2 separate regions of the Homo sapiens genome follow, and region 2 is linked to region 1. The links are chromatin contacts, found by Hi-C or POLR2A ChIA-PET in ENCODE. All regions are on one chromosome and are shown on one strand. Each heading gives the region's core, a stretch centred on a gene start or an enhancer-like site at or near the end of the contact. The rest is flanking DNA. Distances are from core to core; before and after follow the strand shown.

Region 1 (6,094 bases), core at 3,191-5,690:
ATTAGAGGAAAAAACACATTTATTGAGCACCTACTATGTGTACACCTTCATCAGCATCATTGTCCTTAATACTGGCAACTATAGCTATCATATTTACAGCATATGGATAAGGAAACAGTTCAGGAAGATCAAACCACTTTATATGTCAGAGCTAGAATTCAGACTCAAGTGTGATTTCCATTCATGTGTCATGACCACGATACCATGATGCCTCTTCACCCAGAAGTTCATAGTCGAGCCCGCTGTGATGTTCATGAACATTTGCTGGCACTCTCATGACGATGATGTAAAAGATTTTACACACAATAGTCAGAAATGATGTAAGAAAAAAATGAAGTTTTAAAAAGTATCTTCATGGAATTCATAGTCACAGAAACATTTTCATAAAAGGAGGCTCTTAATTATATTTTTAAAACTCTATACCCTACCCACTTATTCCTTGTGATGTTTATCAGGACTGGACTAGATGAATATGGCAGAGATAAAGCTATCACTTAAGGTTCCTGCTTAAAAGGATTTTATTATTGTACTGGACACTAATGTATTTGACATTGTTTAATTTTTAAAATCTATTTCTTAAAAGAAAATAGTTTTAAAACAGCCTTTAAGGATAGGACTGTAAGTATTGTCATTTATAAAGTGTCATTTATTTTAAACATGTAAAATTATTGGCCCTCAGATACCTTATATTTAATCCTTTTAACAACTCTTCATAGTAAGCAGTAATTTTCAAGTTTTACAAATAAGAATCTCATGGACTGTAGAGGTTAAGCATAGGCACCAGTGTTTAAACCAGTCTTACTCTAAAATACAGACTGCTCCCCCTATACCACACATTGCTCCTCTGATTCCACACATTGTTTTCTCAAATCCTTGAATAAGGGTTATTATTGAGGCTATTAAGAATGATTGCCAACATTGACTTGAACTAGAAATGTCAGAATGAACAATAGAATGAAAAAATGACAGTTTTGTTTTTTACTTTTTTTTTTTTATTTTTAACCACTGGGTTAGAATAGCAGAAGGTAGAATTAAGAGAACAAAAAGTAATTTTCAGTGGTAATATGCTGACTGTATCAAGAGTAGCAGGAATGATACTATCAAGGAAGAAAAGAATAAATATTTCAGCAGACAATTAATCTATCTCAGGGCTAACAAATCTAAAACAAATATACCATCAATAATACTCTATTTCCATTTCCTGGCTGGAAAGAGCTACACGAGCATATAACTTTGAATTGTTTTGTAAGGCCAGGTGACCTGCAGCTGGCTCATGGTTAACTGCTGGAGCCTCACTGAAGATGTAAATACTGTTCCGCAGCTTTGTGATACATAGCTAAAGACCATAAATGTGTATGTAATGAGTCAGAGAGCAGCAGTTCATTACTTGGGGCCTTTGTCACATATGCATCATATGAATACTGAACGACAATGATTTGCATGGAAAATCAGTTTAATGACAGAGAAACAAATACATAGTGGTTGTGAGCTTTCAATTTTGTGTCTAAAAAACGGATTCTAATCTCTTTTGTGCCATTTATTGGCTGTGTCTCTTTTCCTATCAGTGGGATGTACATAAGGGTCTTGGGATGGGTTTATTGTATAAGCTAAATAAAAAGAGGTATGTAAAACATGTGGCATGGTGCCTAGAACAGAGTAAGGCATCAACTCGTATCTGCTATTAGTACTGATGTCAAAAGATGTGGCATGCTGTTGTCTGGCTCCTCTTAAAAGGAAATTAAAACCTAAATTTGTCTCATGTGAGTATTCATCTCATATGATTGACCCCATAAGGCCACTAGGAAAACCGAATGGGAAAAAAACCCAGCATCTCACTTGTAGCTCCAGAGGAATAGGATTTGGGTTTGGGCTGTTCTCTTTGGTCCCTTTTAATCTGACCAACCTGATGCTTCACCAGCATAAAACTACTTTCTCCCAAGGTTTTCATTTGCAGAAACAGGAAGACCCTTGAGACCAATAACTGGTTATTTATTTTTAAATGTTCTAAAATAAAAATAATAGTGTGAGGCTTTTGCTTGAGCTTTCTTTCTGAAATGACCCTTGACAGGAACTGGAAATAGTTCTTGTCAATGCAGCCATTATCTCTCTTGTGACCAAACGGGATGTGGGAGGTAGGGTGGAATTTCTGAGTTCTTTGTACATAGGAATAAAATGTCTGTCATTTAGTTAAAATAAATTATTGATTTTTAAATCAAATTAAAATATTGAGTCACACAAGCAGGTACTGTACTTGAATTTTCCCTTATTTGTAAGAACTGTTTTTCACTGCTTTATGAATAGTGGGGAAAAATAAGGGGATATAAATAACAAAAACATGTTTTGGGCTTCATGAAACCCAGAAGGCAATTATAGGACACTCTGAAGAAAAAGTTTAAATTACCATAATTTCCCAGGAAAATAAATGATCCACTTTCTTGCCTTATCAGGTAAGCAAGCTGACAAAATGCTTTAAAAACAACTTTGGGATACTTAGTTTCCCTTTCCACTGGAGGACTGTGCACAAAGCTCAAATTATGCTTTCCATACCCCAGTGCTTTCTCCTCTTCCTGGGAACAAGGGTGTTAAGTGTCCCCAGCATCACTCAGGGATTGGGCTTGAGAAAGTCTTAGGAGCAAGACAAATGATTGATTTTGCTGGAAGGGAAACAGAAAAAGCCGGGCATGAATTTAAGTGGAATAATGACAGATCGCTTTAGCGGATCAAATGATTGATTTTCTTCAGGGATTAAGAGATGATTCAATTTGGGATTACTGTATTATTGCTTCTAGATCTGCAAAATATACGTGTCCGTGGCCTGAGGGTAAAGAAAGTAAAATAATGGGTCGTATCACATACATTTCTTGTTTAAATTTCCTCCAAAGCTTTAATTATTTCAGGAATAAATACCTCCTCCTCAGTATGAGAATCTGGGGTTTTCTTGCTCTGGCCCCTACATACTTATCCTGTCTCTTTGGTGGTCTTTCTCTCCTTGCATGCTATATGACATCAGAAGCAGTGACATCACTGTACTACCCCAGAAATGGGCCTCTCTGCCTTTGAATCTCATACACCTTTTGTCCAGAACGCTTCCATCTCCCTTACTTCCCTTTATTTCCTAGGCTAACTGATAAATCATTATTTAAAACATTCTACTTAGCCCTGAATCTGGGTTGTATGTACTTTCTATGTGCTCTCAAAATATCTCTTTATTTTTCTCAATCATTACGTTTATCATAGTATATTGTAATCATGTCTTGACTTTGATTTAATTGGTGTTAGGTCAGGCACGGTCAGCGGTCTATTTAAAAAGCTCCCTGGTGATTCTGATTCACAGCCAGGATTATGACCCACTGAACTGGACTGATAGCTCCATGAAGATAGGACAGTTGACTGTCTAGTTCACAGTTATAAGCCCATTTTCTAGCTCAGTGCCAGAAACACAGCAAATGCTCAAGAAACATTTGATCTATACATCAAATGTCTTTGTATCTCCAGTGTTTGTACAATGTTAAGCACAATTGTTTGTTGAGGGAGTAAATGCATAAATATGTTAAATTCTACAAAGAACCCATACATTAGTAAATTATAGTCTTTGCTTTCACAAAGTTATAGTTGGATAGGAGTAAGGGAAATTGAAGAAACACCAAAAATTCTGATATTATCACTTGTACATATTAACAATGAAAACATTTTCAGTGGTTGTAATGATTTCTTACTGAGAATATGTCTCATGGTGAGGATTTTTCTTTCTTCTGAATGCAGACATTTCTTTCTTGTGAATGCAGACATTTTTGAAATAGTATGGCAAATGTTCAGTTGATCGAAGCTTTGAGCAAATTCTGTTTAAGTTCTTTGGCAAACTGCTTAAATCTTGTGAGGTCATTCCAGACCATTCGCCTTTCCCTGTTATGCACTGAGGCAGGAAATGTTTTCTCCTTTTTGAAATGAGCAATTCAAGGGGCTGGTAAAGAATGCACATGGTGCGACATGCTATCAGCTCCCGCCAGCTGTTTACCGTGGTCTTTTTCATTCTTAACAGGGACATCAAGTTCTTTTGGATACTAGTTATGGTTTTATACATAAGACAAAATAAACACTTCCTGTAGGGCTTTAGAGGGTAACTTCACTCAAGTCTTATCTTCCATTTTCTTCAACAAAAGAGGAAAAAGTAAGATTTGAGAGAGGATTGCTATTTATCAGGTTATGCTGTAGTCTGTTGGCACATTTTAAAAATTTCTTTTTGGATCCTGAAAGCAGTAAAACTCCTCACCTTAACTTTCCCCATCTCATATCACTTAATTTTTCATACTGTGAGTGATCATGGCCCCCACCCAAGGTCATCTGAGAACAATTGTACCTTAGTCATTGACATTCTTAAGATCTTGTTTAGAAGGGATTGTTTGGAGCCTTTGTAGTCTGACCTGAGTCATCCCAGACTGTGCCAGGGTGGCTAAAGAACTGAACTTTCCCCAAAGGAACTCTTGTTATTGCAGAGAATCTCCAGGATGAAACACACAGTTAGTGCTCAGTGCACATGCACTTTGTCTGGAATTTACTGTCTGAACAGGGACAGACCACGACCTTTTAATCAGGATAGGCTTAGACTGAATTTTTTGTGCAAAGTAAATTTCCTTCTCGTAGAGTTTACCAGAGAGGCCACCCTGTAGAAAGGTATGATGGCTTAGTGGGAAGGCTATGAGCTTTGGAGTCAGAGAGACTTAAGTTTAAATCCCATTTCCGCCACGTATTTCGTGAATTGGGTAAGACACTTCTTTGAAACTCAGGTTTCTCATGTATAAAATATAATAACTCACTCATGGTGTTGCCATGAAGATCAAAAGAGTTAAGACAGACTATGTCCTTGCCTCTGGATAGCACTGAAAAGGTCCACTTTCTTTTTTGCTTCCTTTGCTTGAAAACTTGTTAATGAATTTCACTGGCTAATCTATAGAAATATTTCTTATCTAAAAGAAATATGTCACTGATTTTGGCAAATACACATTTTATTTAGAAATATTAGTTAAAACTATGCTATGTGCTGTAAAAAAAGAAACAGAGTGCCTTCCTACTATTCAGATGTTGTAATTAAAACTTATATAGCAAAATATGTACAGAGCAACAAACATTTCAATAAGGGAGAGCGGAAGAACATAATGGAAAAGGCACTGAATCTGAAGGCCCGACCCTAACCTCAACTCTAGCTGCGGGATGGAAGGCTCACTTATAAAATAAGAATAATATCTAACTTAATAGTGTTGTTCAGAAAAATGAAAGGGTGGAATGTTTGTAGATCTGCCTGGAAAATGTAATAGCACAATACTCACATTTAATTATTAAGAATAGGTTGTATTTCTTCTCCTACTTAACAAAAAACAAAATATTTTAAGAGTGAGGAATGGTATACAGTTGGAGAAAGGGCATTTTTTTCATAAGCCAGGGAGGAAGATGGTGGGTTTAGTTGCAGCATGCTAACTGAGAGCAATTTTGCATTTTCTCAGCTGCCCCTTGGAAGCCCGTCTAGACTTCACGTAGACAGTCCAGGTATTTGCTGAGTGGAGTGATTAGGTGGGGCTGGGATATAGACCTGTCTGGAAATAAGTAATCTTCCCTAAACCTGTGTGGCTGTGGCACGCTTGTGAAAAGGACTGTGGTGTATAAAACTACGGATGGTAAGACTGAGAACTTAAAACAAAGTAGAAGTTTGTAGGAACAGCAATAAAAATGGTGTGTATGTTCATTCACTTAAATATCACAATTCGTATAAGGTCGTGAAGGCATCTGCTACTAAGGCAAACTAAATTTACTGGTATTAAAAAGTTGCTCCAATAGGTAATCTTTTCCTGACCGTCCTTCTTAATTGTTCTAGAAGTCTTCTGAAATAGATTCTTCCATGTGTTGCACAAAAGTTTTGCAAACTCATTTTAAAGATTTTAGATCTTACTGAGTTGGGATTCAACAATTTTTGCCCTTGTCATTTTTTCATTTCCTGAAGTATTGGCAAAATCTTTGTGTAGCCATTCTGTATGGTTCTGGTCTTTATCCCACATCTGAGTAGGTAGAGCCTAAGCAGGTCTCCCTTTTACACTAAATGCTC
Region 2 (6,834 bases), core at 977-3,476, 83 kb before region 1:
CATGATTAACTTTCAGTTTCTGCCCTTTATTTTTCTTTAACCAAAAATAACCTCATTAATCCCCAGATATCATAATTTTTAGTATTGTGTTTTGGACTTAGATCTGTATCTCTCTATTTCACTCCCAAGGTACAGAGAGCAATGCGATAGAAAAACTGCTTACATGTGAGTAAATATTACGTTGAGCCGTATGAAATTCATATTTGAAAGTTTTTAACCTTTAGTAAAAAGATTCTTTAGGTTAAACTTAATGGATTGTTGTGTGTGTGTGTGTTTGTGTTTTTTTTTTTCTTGAGAAGAAGTCTCGCTCTGTCACCCAGGCTGGTGTGCAGTGGCATGATCTTGGCTCACTGCAACCTCTGCCTCCCAGGTTCAAGCGATTCTCCTGCCTCAGCCTCCTGAGTAGCTGGGACTACAGGTGCCCGCCCCATGCCCGGCTAATTTTTGTATTTTTAGTAGAGATGGGGTTTCACCATATTGGCCAGGCTGGTCTTGAACTCCTGACCTTGTGATCCACCTGCCTCAGCCTCTCAAAGTGCTGGGATTACAGGCATGAGCCACCACACCCGGCCATGTGTGTGTGTGTTTTAATAAAACATCTACAATGTCTACAAAAGAATACACATTTCTCTCTTTTTAGAGACAGAGTCTTGCTCTGTTGCCCAGGTAGAGTGCAGTGGTGCAGTCATAGATCACTGCAGCCTTGACCTCCTGAGCACAAGTGATCCTCTTGCCTCAGCCTCTTGAGTAGCTAAGACTACAGGCATGCACACCATGCCCGGCCTATTTTTTATTTTTATTTTTTGTAGAGATGAGGTCTTGCTATGTTGTCCAGGCTGGTCCCATATTCCTGGCCTCAAGTGAACCTCCAACCTCAGCCTCCCAAAGTGCTGGGATTACAAGCACAGGCCACTGTGCCCGGCAGAATAAACGTTTCTCTACAAACATTTCCATGATACACTCCAGGATGGAGAATAATGTCTGACCATAATGAATGATATTTGTGTTTTTCCATTTCTTTATCAATTTCTTCCCATCTGGATGTTCTGCGTCACAAAACCTTGCTTTCCTAGCTCCAACTATAATGTGCATATGTGCTGGATAATTTATCTCATATTCTTTGAGGCTTTGTGAGTATTATTAGAATGAGAGGAAACCATGGGTTCTTGTTTCATTGCTTTAACAAAAATTTACTGAGTGCCAACAAAAACAATATCTACCTCATGAACAAAAACCAAAAGACACAGCCCTTGCCTCCTTGGAATGTATTTGTTATGGTTTGTATTGCTTATATCAAATAGCTTTGTAAGTACTGCCATGCATCACTTTAGCAAGGGAGATACATTCCGAGAAATGAATCATTAGGCAATTTTGTCATTGTGAGAACATCATAATGTTTTTACTTAGATGCTATAGCCAACTACACACCTAAGCTACACAGTATAGCCTTTGCTCCTAGGCTGTAAACCTGCACAGCATGTTACTGTATTGAATACTGCAGGCAATTTTAACACAATGATAAGTATCTGTGTATCTAAACATAAAAAAGGTACAGTAAAAATACAGTATAAAAGCTTCACTATAATCTTATGAGACCACTGTCACATATATGGTCTATCATTGATCAAAACATACTCATGTGACACATGGTTGTAAGTGTAAAATTATAGCTGTGATGGGTGCTTTGAAGGAGAATGCATGATATTATATTTATGAGTATTAGTGGGAATTGATCAAATACATGAGGTCAGGGAGGGTCTTTCTGAGGTAGCGAAGGCTGAGCCAAGGTTAAGTGCAGCTGTTAACCTGATGAAAGGGGTCGAGCAGTAGGGATATGAAGCGATGCAATTCAGTTCAGTTCAGTGAACGTTTATAGAGTGCCTACCATGTGCCAGACACGATGCTTAGATGCTGGGAAATAAAATATGAATAAGACATGGTCTTTGCCCCCAGTAAATAGCTCACTATACAAAGGTTTCCTTGTCATTTAATTTATAAATTAGGAGAGCCACTCTTTATGTATTTATTTTGCTTCTGTGTAATTTGAGTTTTGTTTTCTCAGGATTGCCTCACTGAAGCAAGTCCTAAATCAAATACAGTCTTTGTCATGGAGTCAAAGTTTCACAAACAAACACGCATAGTTTGCTAGATTAAAGTCCAATAACGCTATTCTAGGCTTTACCATCAACTGAATGTGGTCCCACAGCATAGATCATGCCTGTTTCAGTCTGCCAACAGCGTGGCTCCAGGAAGGAAGCCTGACTGCTGCAGAACAAGAAATGCATTATGACTTTATCTTTTTTCTAAACCATTAGCTGAAATTACTAAATTATTAACCCAGCCATATAAATGAATTATAAACATAGCATATGTGCATTTGATTAATCTGTTTTTCATGTCAAGTGTTATACAGACCTGGGGTACAAACTCATGGGGATACTTAAGTAACACACAGATGAAGTATAAAGGGTGTAAACCAAGGGAGAGGCAGGAAGTGTGGCAAAATGGTGATTGCCAAAACAGCAAAAGAAAAACAAAGAAACCAAACAATGCACACCACAGCCAGATTTTTGCCCCAGCCTATAGGGCACCTCTCCATTCTCTGCACCCACCTAAAGCACATTCTAGAACGGTCATTATTACTCCCACCTTTGGTCTAGGCCCCTTCGTTATCTTTCTGATTCTGGCATTCTTCGCTTATTCTAGAATTTACTAACTTTTGGCCTGCTTGGTTCTTGCTGTGATCTTGGTGGAGAACTTGCCTTGGGCTAGTTCTGAGCTACAGATCCTCCACTCCTTTGCTTTGCCTTGTCTGGACCTCTGCACCACCATGCTTCAGAACCCCAAGACCCTGCTCTGACCACCACGCTGCTGGGCCTGCTCCTTTTGCTAGGATGGACAGACCTCCAGGAAGGGATGGATGAGAAGGCCAGTGACACCTAGATCTGTGTCTCTGTCCTGCTGTCTCATTTCATTATTTTCTAAGTTTTCACTCTTCTTTGCAGGGACTCACAAATTTCCTTTATAGGTTAGTATCAATGTATTATACTATTAAGGCTCTTGTCCTGGCCTCAAATCCTAAACAGCTTTTCTTTTTCTCATGTGTTTGTTTATTTATTTATTTTAGGAGGTGTACTTCATCTTTGGGACTTATTTATTAGGGGACAAGTAATATTTCCAGGTTACAGAAGAGGGCATTTCCATATTGCAACGTTAAGGGCCTTGTCCATCCTCATTTATTATGGAGCAATCAAGTAAAAAAGAATAATAGCTCCCAAATTTGGTTTCTTATTTGCGTATGCACAATCAATATTGTACAGATCCTATAACTATATTAACCAAATGGTTGAGCATTAGTGGTTTAAGTTAATAAAGTAAGAAGTTTAAAGACTCTTTTTTAAGAAATTAAGTTAGAGGAAGCATTAAGTGGCCTTTTGGAAGATGCAAAATATACCCCTATATTCACAATCTATAAAACTTTTGAGACTTAACTTTTGAGACTTCAGTGTGTTGTGTTTTTAGCAATTCCACACTCTTCCCATGAAGCGTTATTATTATCAACGCTGTTGAAGGTAGCTGTGATTTTTGCCTAAAATCTCTAAGTGAAGGTTATGAATAGCATTGTCAGACTCCCTGGCAAGTTGTTTGTGCATCTCATTTCCAGATTATTCTGTAAAAAGGAATTTACATGAATACCATTTTATCCATTAAGTAACTGTTTCTGCTTAATTTTTTTCTGGAAATATTTTAAACAATATACTCCAGTAATGAGCTAGCCTAAGATATTCTTGTGTTATTTTGGAGCCAGTTGCTAGTGACTCATAGCACACTGGGCATCCAAGCTATGGTTAACTGGTGGTCAAGTTAGGAAATTTTGTTCCCATTAACTCTTTCTTAGCCCAGGACATCTCTCCACTCAACTTTTATTCTTTTGATTCATCACACTCATAGTCTCTGCTTGGTGTTTTCAGACCAAAAGTAGAAGCAATGACATGCCATAAGAAGTATTGTTTCTGTTGCATTTCCAGCTTAGCCAAAACAGGAAATACAGGCCATTTTGTGGGAAAGCCCAATTTTGAAATATTTCCAACCCAAAAGGTTTGGATCAACTTTGGGTGAATGTCTGAACTTTTGGCTTCTTACTCACAATAAACCTTCTAACTTCAGGATTTTAGCACAATACTTACTTATACGATGATGTCAGCCGTATTTGGATTATGCTGACACATCAATCAGTTTACTTTTAAACCATTTTTACTTAATATGAGGATGAACTTGTAGCCAAAAAAAGATGCATAAAATTGTGTGAATCATAAGAAAGAATGCCTAATAGTGGAAAGAGCCATGATTTTCATAGTTTCAGGACTTTACTTATTTATTGTATAGTTTATTTAAAATGGGTCTTGTCTTAGTCCATTTCTGTTGCTTATTACAGAGTATCTGAAACTGGGTAATTTAAAAAGAAAAGGAATTTATTTCTTACAGTTGTGAAGGCTGACAAATCTAAGGTCAAGGGACTACATCTGGTTAGGTTCTTTGTACTGCAGAATCCTGAGATGGCACAGGGCACCATGGCAAAGGGGCTGAGTGTGCTAGCTCAGATATCTCTTCTTCTTCTAATAAAGGCATGGTCCCACTCCCATGAGTGGGGACCATGGGACTAATAGTAGCTCATTAGTCTACTAACCCATTAATCCATTAGTCCATGAATGGATCACTCCCTTCATGAGAGCTCTGCCAATCTCTTATTAAAGGGCCCACCTTTGATACTGCCACATTGGGAATTAGGTTTCAACATGAGTTTCAGAAGGGACAAACATTCAAACCATAGCAAGTCTATTATCATAAGGCTTTACTCATTAAATGAATGTTTGATGAAGAGATTTACTATCTAAAATAAATCCAGAAGCAGAAATTCTGGGTTAGGTAAAATAGCCTGATGACTCTTTTGGTAGGGAATATCAGGACCTGCCAAAAAATGAATTTAAATTACATTGCATCCTAAAAATTATTCAGCTGACTTTTCGTAATCCTGGGAGACAGAGGGAATTTAAACTTAGAACTTCATGTAGACTATGTGTATTTTATAGATTCATCAAGGTAAAAATCTAATTGACTGCATTAGCCAGAGAAGCCAGATAAGGTAACATTAATTGTACTCCAGGCAAGTAGAGTAGCCTTGGGCAATTTGTTGTGTTATTTTCCAACATCAGTGAGGAACTTAATCTTTTTGTTCTCTCCCGTATTTTGTGACTATGTAGATTGGCCATAGTGAACTGAATGGATTACACTATTTCATTTGTTCTCTTGGGATAGCTATCTAATGTGATCCTACACACCATTTATGGTTATCAAACATGATACGTGGTGAAGTAACTATGATTCCAGATAGAGTTGTTAAATAAATTGAGTTTACTTGCCTTCATAAGCTATGACTTGTTACACTTTTTTTAATCTTTGATTTTTGTATTAAAAGCAAGTTATCTGAAAGAAGGAAGATGAAAAAAAGTAATATCAAGGAGTATAAAATATAGAGATAAAGGAAGTATATTAAGAGGAATCAGAGCCTTTAAGCTTTAACCCTTATTGGAAAAGATATTTAACTCAATATTTGTTGAAGTTCTGAAATGACTGAATAGTTCTTTTTATTCCATGTCTTCTTGCTTCCATTTAGCTGGAATGTACTGGGCAGGATTAGAAATGGCTGTTCTTTCAGTTTTTTATGGTTTAAACTAAAAGCAAAGTGCCAGAATTCTTAAAAGTAATCTCTCTTTGTGAGATTCCAAGCCCCTGTGCAGACTCTGAAAGTGAAGACAACACCTAGGTTTCTTTTTTAAGAGTTTATGAAACTGTATATAACATGTTAACTTTTAAAATTAACTTTCCATTCCAAGTCAACCCCCCCACCCCAAAAACTTTCTCCAAAGCAAGAAAAACAAAGTAACAGACAGCTAATACCTGTTAAAATGCTGCACAAGCCAAACATTTTTCTATTGTGTCTGAATCACATGATATCCATTTTCCTCCTTAATTCTTGGAATAATATCACTCACAATTTAAGATCTTACATTTCAGATTTTTTAGCTCGAGCTGAATAATACTTGATGAGTTAGGAAGTCCTAACAGTGAATTTATAAAGAAAATGTTGACAGAGCTTGGATTCTCACAGTACTGGTGGGTACCATGATTATAATAATGATTTCCTTTAAAACTCTTCCATTAAATGTTCCAAACAGTGGAATTTGTAGTTTTTCCTTTGGTCCTAAGATCAAAAACATGAACAATTTTACAATTCTAAGGTTGGATAGCATGTATGTTTCCACAATTTCTGTGGGAAAGCAATCCACCCTTTCTCAGTTTTATTGAAAACCACCATCTTGGCTCTAAATATGTGCCATTACAAGCACTTTCATTATGTCTAGTATCTCCTTTTAGGAAGTAGGAGTCTGTCTACTGCCTTTTTTCTCTTACTGGTTTTCAAAGACTACACACAGTAAATGAAAAGTAGTTTTAAAAAACTCAAGATAGGAGCCGGGCATGGCGGCTCACGTCTGTAATCCCAGCACTTTGGGAGGCCTAGTTGGGCGGATCACAAGGTCAGGAGTTTGAGACCAGCCTGACCAACATGGTGAAACCCTGTTTCTACTAAAAATACAAAAATTAACCAGCTGTGGTGGTGTGTGCCTGTAATCCTAGCTACTCAGGAGGCTGAGGCAGGAGAATCGCTTGAACCTGGGAGGCAGAGGTTGCAGTGAGCTGAGCTCGTGCCACTGCACTCCAGCCTGGGTGACAGAGCGAGACTTCGTCCCAAAAACCAAACCAAACCAAAACAAA

The links. Hi-C counts contacts between places; a loop is a spot of excess contacts on that map. ChIA-PET counts read pairs that join two places held with the same protein, here RNA polymerase II (POLR2A). Pooled maps may share reads with other maps.
Region 2: a map of endothelial cell of umbilical vein shows a loop between it and region 1 (7-fold over the local background). The contact joins two enhancer-like sites. A Hi-C loop is called at or near these places in 3 of 168 maps with a recorded cell type or tissue (IMR-90, endothelial cell of hepatic sinusoid and endothelial cell of umbilical vein) and 3 of 50 pooled maps. POLR2A ChIA-PET finds 5 or more read pairs at or near these places in 3 of 52 experiments (AG04450, Panc1 and endothelial cell of umbilical vein).

What each region holds. Positions count from the first base shown.
Region 1 is chr6:132,059,476-132,065,569 of GRCh38, forward strand. The region is part of intron 2 of CCN2-AS1 (CCN2 antisense RNA 1); the gene reads left to right. Among named protein-coding and RNA genes, the nearest start is that of MIR548AJ1, 53 kb to the right of the region's middle. Within about 2 kb of position 4,441, at least 3 of the 41 ENCODE cell types and tissues checked have a DNase peak (open chromatin) inside an H3K27ac peak, as active enhancers do; they include IMR-90 and endothelial cell of umbilical vein, where a contact is called at or near this core.
Region 2 is chr6:131,978,990-131,985,823 of GRCh38, forward strand. The region is part of intron 2 of CCN2-AS1 (CCN2 antisense RNA 1); the gene reads left to right. Among named protein-coding and RNA genes, the nearest start is that of CCN2, 31 kb to the left of the region's middle. Within about 2 kb of position 2,227, at least 4 of the 41 ENCODE cell types and tissues checked have a DNase peak (open chromatin) inside an H3K27ac peak, as active enhancers do; they include IMR-90 and endothelial cell of umbilical vein, where a contact is called at or near this core.